Regions from separate parts of the Homo sapiens genome. Here regions 1 and 3 are each linked to region 2. A link is a loop called in an ENCODE intact Hi-C map of the cell type or tissue named here. Cell type or tissue: endothelial cell of umbilical vein. All regions are shown on one strand.

Region 1 (2,500 bases), 150 kb after region 2:
TGTCACAGAATCCCGCTGAACCGTACTTATTTCAAATTCCATCACCCCTTACCGTGTACGTGATGGTTTCTTCGGTGTCCTGTGACTTGACCAGCGCCAGAGTCAGCATAGTTAGGAAAAGGGCTTTCAACATTGTGAATCTCAAAGAAAATACAGGACAAACTAATGTTTAGTATCTGCTGCGGGGAAAGTAACAAAACTTTAGCAGTGAGCACAAGCGAGGAAAGGAGGGTGGGAGAGGCTGAGGCTCCACCATACTCAACTTCCAATCTGCTTTCTCATCTCCCCTCCCCCTCCTGAACCTTCTCGGTAGCCAACGAACGAGGCAGCAAAGACGTAAAAACTGCTGTAGAATTGCATTTCACGTTACTCCATCCTGCTACGCTGTTTACATACAAAAGACATTCAGCGTGCATTTTATACTGCACCTACAAAGCAGGCTGCAGAAAGAGGGGGTCGAAAGGAAAAAACAGTAATCCATTTCAAAGGGGACGGTGCATTTCCTGCCCCCCAGTCCCACACCCCGGGGGATGGAGGTGGGGCTGCAAAACTCTGTTCTCTAGAACGTTAAGGCTTTCCCAGTATACTCACCTTGAGCTAGCAGAGTTCCTTGCACAGCACAGCAAAAATACCTGTGAGCCAATATGAATTGCCTTGGCCTCAAGCTTTTTATTTTTTAAACAAAATAACAAAACAAAACTCGGAGAGCAATCTTCCAGTTCTAGTAGAATACTAGACCTTCTCACATGTCTCAGAGCTTCTCACATCCCCCAGCACAAACTCTCAAAGTGGCATTTCCACGCCTTTCTCTGCGCACAGCTTTGTTTAAAAGTCCCAGGTTGTGTGGAGGGGCAGCCCAAAGCGACTGATTCTCTTTTGTCTTATCAGTCTGGGTCCCCGACACGCTACCTTCGGTTTCAGGCTGCCTAGGACCGGAACCAGGGATCGCACCGCAGCCCAAGGTACCAGTTTCGGGCGGGCGGCCTGGCCCGGCAGGGAGATGAGGTCCCCTTTCTTAACAGCAAGCTAACGCGGCGGTCCCCTGGAGCTGCTCAGCGTCCCAGCTTCTAACCAGCTCCTATGGAATCCAGGTGCGGCTTAAATCTCGCACACTGGTCCCCTAAACTTTCAAAACCACGTTTATGGGCAAAGCCCTGCCGGCTGGTTGTCGGCGCGCACACACATGCCCATCCCAACAGATGTCACCCGAGTACTCGCACTTGCTGACAGATCGCATTCCGAGGCTGCACACCTCCACCTCCCTCTCTGCCCGAGACACCCTGCACAGTCCAGGGCAGTTCTCGGGTACTCAACACCCCTCAGCTCACCCCACCTCACTCTCCCGCGCGCGGCCCAGTGAGTACTGGGCTCGCTCGGGGCGACCCCCCGTTGGGGGCTCCTACCTGTGCGGCCGCGCTGCGCTCCGGGCCCGGGCAGCGAGGGGAGTGCGCAGGGGAGGGCAGCCCCGTGGGTCTGATCTGGCGAAGTCCGGCAGCGGCCGCGGCGGCAGGAGGAGGAGGAGAAAGGGAGGGAAAGGGGGAGGGCGAAGGGGGGCGGAGGAGAGAGCTGAGGGAGGCGCGAGCGCTGAGCCCAGCGTTGCGAGCCCGGCGGTAGAGCGCGCAGCGCAGCGAGGTCCGCGCCCCCTGCTCCAGGGGCCCTCTTTGCCGCCCCCGCTTGCCCTCCCTTGCCAGCTCCTCGTTTCCCAGACTCGCGGGGACCCCACGCCAGAGAGGACACGTTGACATGTGATGTCCTGGATGCGCTTCAGCCTTGGGGATGCTCCCACTCTCTAGTGCGTTTTCTTCTTCTCTGAGGAGGGGAACACAGCATCTCCCTCAGAGACCAGAGGGTTCTAGAAACTGCTGTTACTTTTTTTCCCAATAAGTGAATGCTAGGAGAGTAAATTAACCCCCATTCATAGAACTGTTTCCTTTACCTTTTCTTTCGGATTTTTTTTTTTTTTTGAGGAGGTGTCTGCTTCCACAAATGGAGAAAAATGAGAATTCATCCATTCAACAAATATTTGCCACCTACTGTGTGCTTAGTGTTGGGAATAGGCCAAATAGAACTTGCACTAACAAAATTGTGAGGTGGGGTTTGTTTTATGGTCTCTCAAACCTCCCTTTATGATAACAAGTGTTGGCAAGAATGGAGAAAAGGGAATGCTTGTATGCTGTTGGTGGAATGTAAATTAGTACAAACATGATGGAAAATTGTATGGAGGTTTCTCAAAAAACTGAAAGTAGAATTATCATATGATCCAGCAATCTCATTTCTGGGTATTTACTGGGAAGATTTGAAATCAGTGTGTTGAAGAGACGTCTGTACTTTCATGTTTATTGCAGCACTATTCACAATTGCCAAGATATGGAATCAACCTAAGTGTCCATCAAGGGATAAATGGATAAAGAAAATGTGGCATATATGTGTGTGTGTATACAAATATAATATATATTATATATATAAACACATATATATATAAAATATGTACACACATATA
Region 2 (2,500 bases):
ACACTGACAGATATTGCTGATAACAATCTTGTCCTAAATGCATTAAAATCCAGCCATTCTATGGCACACATAATAGATCCTTTTTTCATAGTCTACTTCAGAAATAATTAGATTTGTGAGCCATTCATTCATTCATTCGTTTCATTCAAGAAATATTTTTGAACATGAGTTATGTGCAAGAAGACATTGTACTAGGCACTGAGCCACTTCAGGGCTACCTTAGAGGCTGTTTCTACTTTCCTTGTAGCTCGGATTGTGTCATCCTATTTAAAATGGCTCCTGGTGCTTTCTTCTTTTCCTTTCTTGAGGTGACAAGATTTGCACATTCTTATTTAAGTTCACAGCACAAGTAAAATTAGAAAGTCATATGTCTCACATGATTTTAGATCTGGCATTTTTTTAAGGGGATCCCAGAAGGAAGGAGCATAAATCTGTCCTTGGCCAATTTGAATTCAAAATACTTGTTTTATTAGAGGCTAACTGATGTAACAAAGCCACGGATATATAATGGCTAACACATAAAATAAGTTTATTTCTTGTTCACATACAATTCTATATGGGTTTTTCTGGTAGAGAGGTGAATCTCCTCCAAGTGATAACTGGGACACCCAGTTCCTCTCAAAGTTGTCACACATGTCCACATCAAGCAGCAGAAGGAGGAAGAGCATGGACGGTCATACATGTGAAGTTTTTATGGGCTTGACATGGAAGTGGCATACATGTTTCTAATTACATTCCTTTGGGGAGAACTCAATCACATTGTCAGAGTCTAATTGTGAGGGAGCCTGGAAAATGTACACCACCATATTCCCAGAAAAGAGGCAATCGTTTGATGAACAGCTGGCCAGTATCTGTCAAAGTGTTTATATACAACACCACACACACACACACACACACACACACGGGATCCTGTGAATTACAATATTTATTTGAAAAGAAGAGAAAGGACTGTAAAATCTTTGAGCTTATTTCACTTCTGTCTTAATACACTAACCCACTTTTAACCTACCCATTTCTTTGAATTTCACGTACTTAGAAATTTAAGTTTTTCATTTCATAAAATTAAAAAATTACATTAGCAGGTTTCTTTTGAAATCACGTTCAGACTTTTTGTCTTATAAATGAGAAATGAGGTCAGAGAGGTTAAAATAATTTGCCTAAGATCCCACGATTGATAAAGCTAAGACTTCCAGAGGTTTCTTGATTTTTTCCTTTATCTTAATTTGAAATAATATCAATAACATATGCTCAAACCGTTGTTACCTGTTTTATATTTAAACCTTACACAAAACAATTTTTTCAAATTCATTTTGTAGAAAGTCTGCTGCGAATATTTTTTTTTTCATGGCTAAAGAAGTTCTTACTATAACCTTTAGATGGCACAAGTTAGCTAATCCAAGGCTTTTTTGTAGCTACAGTAATTATAGGAGGTTAAAGAAAAGTTTATGGAAAACTGGAGCACTGAATAATAATTTAGATAAAGTAGGGATGTAATCAGCAAAATTTCCTTGCATTTAGAATCATTATTCTGAATGAGATTTTATATACAAGAGGCAAATGTTTAGAAGATTTTTCGGAGGTCCTCTAATTGTGCCAATGTCAGGAATAATTAGAAATAAATTACTCTTGGGATAGATTTTTGGGTACAAATTGGAATTGGAGAAGCTTTTCCAAAGTGGATAGAATATAAGTCTGGGAGATAGGAGGCCTCTGTTTTCCACAAGTCCCCAAATACACAGGACAAGTTCTCTCTCCGCTGGCTTATGCATGCTACTTATTGCAGCTCCTCATTTGCTAATTATTTATCTCACCTGGGTGTTCTGAAGACCTATATGACAATGACTGAAAAGCTTTTTATGTACCTCTGTAGGACAGGGCTACAGCACAATACTGTGCGCTTATTAGGGCTACAGGAATTGTTTGTAGAATTGAATTCTCCCACTTGATTTTCTTTTTCTCATTCCTGTGCCTTGGAGGAATGCGAAAAAGTAAATCCTAGGTGTTAATGAAAAATGGTATTTACCCAGTGCCTCTTATGTTGCCCCGCCCTCTTATAGATGGTGTGAGGAAATCTGCTGTTTCCTGAAATGTGGTTCGGTTCTGAAGACAATAATTAGCTAAGGAAAAAAAATCATACACAGAAGAGGCAATATAAAACCAAAACACTGAGTGATTGTATGCACAGTTAGTGCTTTTGTTGTGAGCATGAGCAAACAGTTGTCATATACACCAAAGAAAGCAAAAATGCATTGAATTGAGGAAGGAGATAGTAAGTGTTCCTTTGGTATTCACTTAGAATGTGCTCTTTGTCCTCACTGTGTCTAATTTTCAAATTTCTATGATTAATGAGTGTTGGAATCTGAATTAGAGTTTGAATATGCTAACTTCCTTTTTCCTGACAATGCCTGTTTCCAGGTTTATGTAACAATGCGAAGGAGGCAAAGCAAATCGATGGTGTTCCTTGGCTGTGCATGGTAGGTCCTTTCTTTTTTTTTTTTTT
Region 3 (2,500 bases), 360 kb after region 2:
TTCTTGCTCCAAGGATCTCAGGTGGGTACTTCTTTCCCAGGAATGCTGCACCTGGGCTAAGGGCAGCAAGCCCAATCCTGGACCCTGTATAAGTAGGACTGGAGTTCCTAACTCACTGCCAGGCTTGAAGCAGGGGCTAGTTCTTCATGAGAGACTGGCAAGATATTTGCTCACCTTCTTACTTTTCTCAGAAGGTAAATTAAAATTTGTTAGGGCTCATAATTCCCAATGCTAGGGTCCTTTCCCATCTCAGTTACTGGTTTCTTTGCTTACCAGTGTACCAGAATTAATTTACCTGTAACACGGGGCATGTTCTACTCATCGTGGCAAAGGAAGCCAGCAGAGACAGAACACGTGGGCTGAAACTATGGTTATAAGTCACTGAGTTGTATTCTGTCCAAAATACTTAAAAGTAGATGGCCAAACTTCATTAAGTATAGAATGTTTGAAAATAGCCTTTCCAAGAAGGGAAAAATTTTCTTGAATGTAAGGATTATCAAGGAATTGGATGCTACAGAGGAGGAATTGTCAGAAAGGAGGCATCGAGACAGGTTTTGTCATATAAGCCAGAAATTGATCCTGGGAGTTTTTTCCAGAAAATGGTTTTCTAAATGTTTTTAAAAATAGCAATGTAAATGAATCAACTTGATCATCCATAATCTCAAACATTTGTCATTTTGAGGGGTAGCACTCAGGCTAACACATGGTAGTCTGACATGTTTGTATAAAAACATTCTAATTACTTTCTTATACCTTATTTTAGAACCTAATTTAAATTTAAATTTTCTAAACTTTATATTAGGCATGCATCAAAAATATGCATCAATTTTTCTAAAATTTAAACTAGAAAAATGTTTAAATTTAATTTAGATTTTTCTAAATTTTAATTTAAATTTTAAATTAGAGGTTTAAATTTTAAAAAAATAGATGCATATGTTAGGTGCCCAGTGTAAATTTTTGCTTATTTATCTGTTTTTGATGAACAAATACTCCCACATTCTCTTCAGTCTGCATTGATTTTCTGGGCTGGTTGCACTGAATTTGTAGTCAGAAAGTAATTGAAAGTTGTAATGGGGTGCCATCTACTGGGGAAATAGAACATAGATTAAAAAACAGAATTGATAGGCGTTCCCACTGCAAAAAAGAATGTGATGAAGATGATGTAAAAGAAAACATGAAAAAAGATGGGAAGTTTACATTTTGCATAAGACTAGAAAAATTTTATTTGAACTCAAATATGCTTCTTTGATATACTACTTTGTTTTAACACTAGCACAGACACTAGATATCAAAAGAAACCCTCTGTTTATACTTAAAATCCGAAAACTTTCAAATGGCTGAGATCTTTGAGACCAACCAGTTCAACACCCTCATGTTACAGATGAGAAACGGGCTCAGAGAGGAGAAGGGATTCATCAACTCTCTCCAGTTAGGTAATGCGGACATTTATATCCTCTCCTCACCAAGATGGTCCTCACTTAGATGAAGTAGCCATTTGGCAAAACATAATGATATAAAGGTCACCAAGAAGTTATCCAGGGCCAAACAGAACACCTCTCTGGCTGACTTGACAGATTGTTAGAAAGCCTCATAATTAGCGTTGCTCCTTTGCATGGGAAGTGATGTTTATTCATTTGTACTGTAAGTTCCCACAGACGCCTTCAGGACAATAGGATTTTCTCTGATTATTTGCTGTTTACCTGCTTATTTAGAAAGTAACCAGCAGAACTGCTGCTTTAGATCTAATTCTTTTTTTTTTTTTTGAGATGGAGTCTCCCACTGTTGCCCAGGCTGGAGTGCAGTGGCGCGATCTCGGCTCACTGCAACCTCCGCCTCCCAGATTCAAGCGATTCTCCAGCCTCAGCCTCCCAAGTAGCTGGGACTATAGGTGCATGTCACCACACCTAGCTAATTTTTTGTATTTTTTAGTAGAGACGGGGTTTCACCTTGTTAGCCAGGGTGATCTCGATCTCCTGACCTCGTGATCCGCCTGCCTCGGCCTCCAAAAGTGCTGGGATTACAGGCGTGAGCCACCAGGCCTGGCTTAGATCTAATTCTAACCAAGAGAGGGTGATGAGTGGGAAGAACATTATGAGAATTGATCATGGCTTCCCAAGGCAGTAATATCAGGGAAGAAAGATGGGACTGGTGAGGCATAGACCTGGGTTCTAGCATTCAGAGCAAAGTGGGCACTTAGAGGGAAGAGTGTGCGTGAAGGATGGGGAGCTCTCAAAACCACAGTGCTCTGACTCCACAACTGCAAATACACCCAATAAGGAGTGATACGGTTTGGATCTGTGTCCCTGCCAAACCTCAGGTTGAAATGTAATCCCAGTGTTGGAGGTGGGACCTGGTGGGAGGAGTTTGAATCATGGGGGTGTATCCCTCATGAATTGCTTAGTGCCATCCCCTTGGTGATGAGTGAGTTCGTATGAGATCCAGTTGTTTAAAAGTGTGAGCCTGGGTGACAGAGGGATACTGTCTCAATAAATAAATAATA

The links. Hi-C counts contacts between places; a loop is a spot of excess contacts. Peaks named below come from ENCODE experiments on the same cell type or tissue, not always from the same donor. Only the 100,000 strongest peaks of a DNase experiment are listed, where the experiment ranks them.
Region 1: a loop joins it to region 2, with 5 times the contacts of the local background. A loop is called at or near these places in 7 of 110 quality-filtered maps.
Region 3: a loop joins it to region 2, with 12 times the contacts of the local background. A loop is called at or near these places in 15 of 110 quality-filtered maps.

The regions. Positions count from the first base shown.
Region 1 is chr2:55,922,308-55,924,807 of GRCh38, forward strand. EFEMP1 (EGF containing fibulin extracellular matrix protein 1) reads right to left here and starts at 1,475. Exons shown (of 12, transcript NM_001039348.3): 1 at 1,404-1,475; 2 at 592-632; 3 at 53-140. The coding sequence starts at 133. RefSeq lists an enhancer at 1,035-1,534. In endothelial cell of umbilical vein, no CTCF peak of the experiment used is centred here; DNase peaks (open chromatin) are centred at 354 and 1,544; H3K4me3 peaks cover 1,917 bases; H3K27ac peaks cover 2,025 bases.
Region 2 is chr2:55,770,439-55,772,938 of GRCh38, forward strand. LOC107985811 (a long non-coding RNA gene) reads left to right here. Exons shown (of 3, transcript XR_001739192.2): 3 at 2,416-2,500. Among named protein-coding and RNA genes, the nearest start is that of PNPT1, 78 kb to the left of the region's middle. In endothelial cell of umbilical vein, a CTCF peak has its summit at 1,375; DNase peaks (open chromatin) are centred at 1,403 and 2,203; H3K27ac peaks cover 998 bases.
Region 3 is chr2:56,131,278-56,133,777 of GRCh38, forward strand. The region is part of intron 5 of LOC105374690 (a long non-coding RNA gene); the gene reads left to right. Among named protein-coding and RNA genes, the nearest start is that of LINC01813, 42 kb to the left of the region's middle. In endothelial cell of umbilical vein, a CTCF peak has its summit at 1,103 (motif pointing left); a DNase peak (open chromatin) is centred at 1,074; H3K27ac peaks cover 253 bases.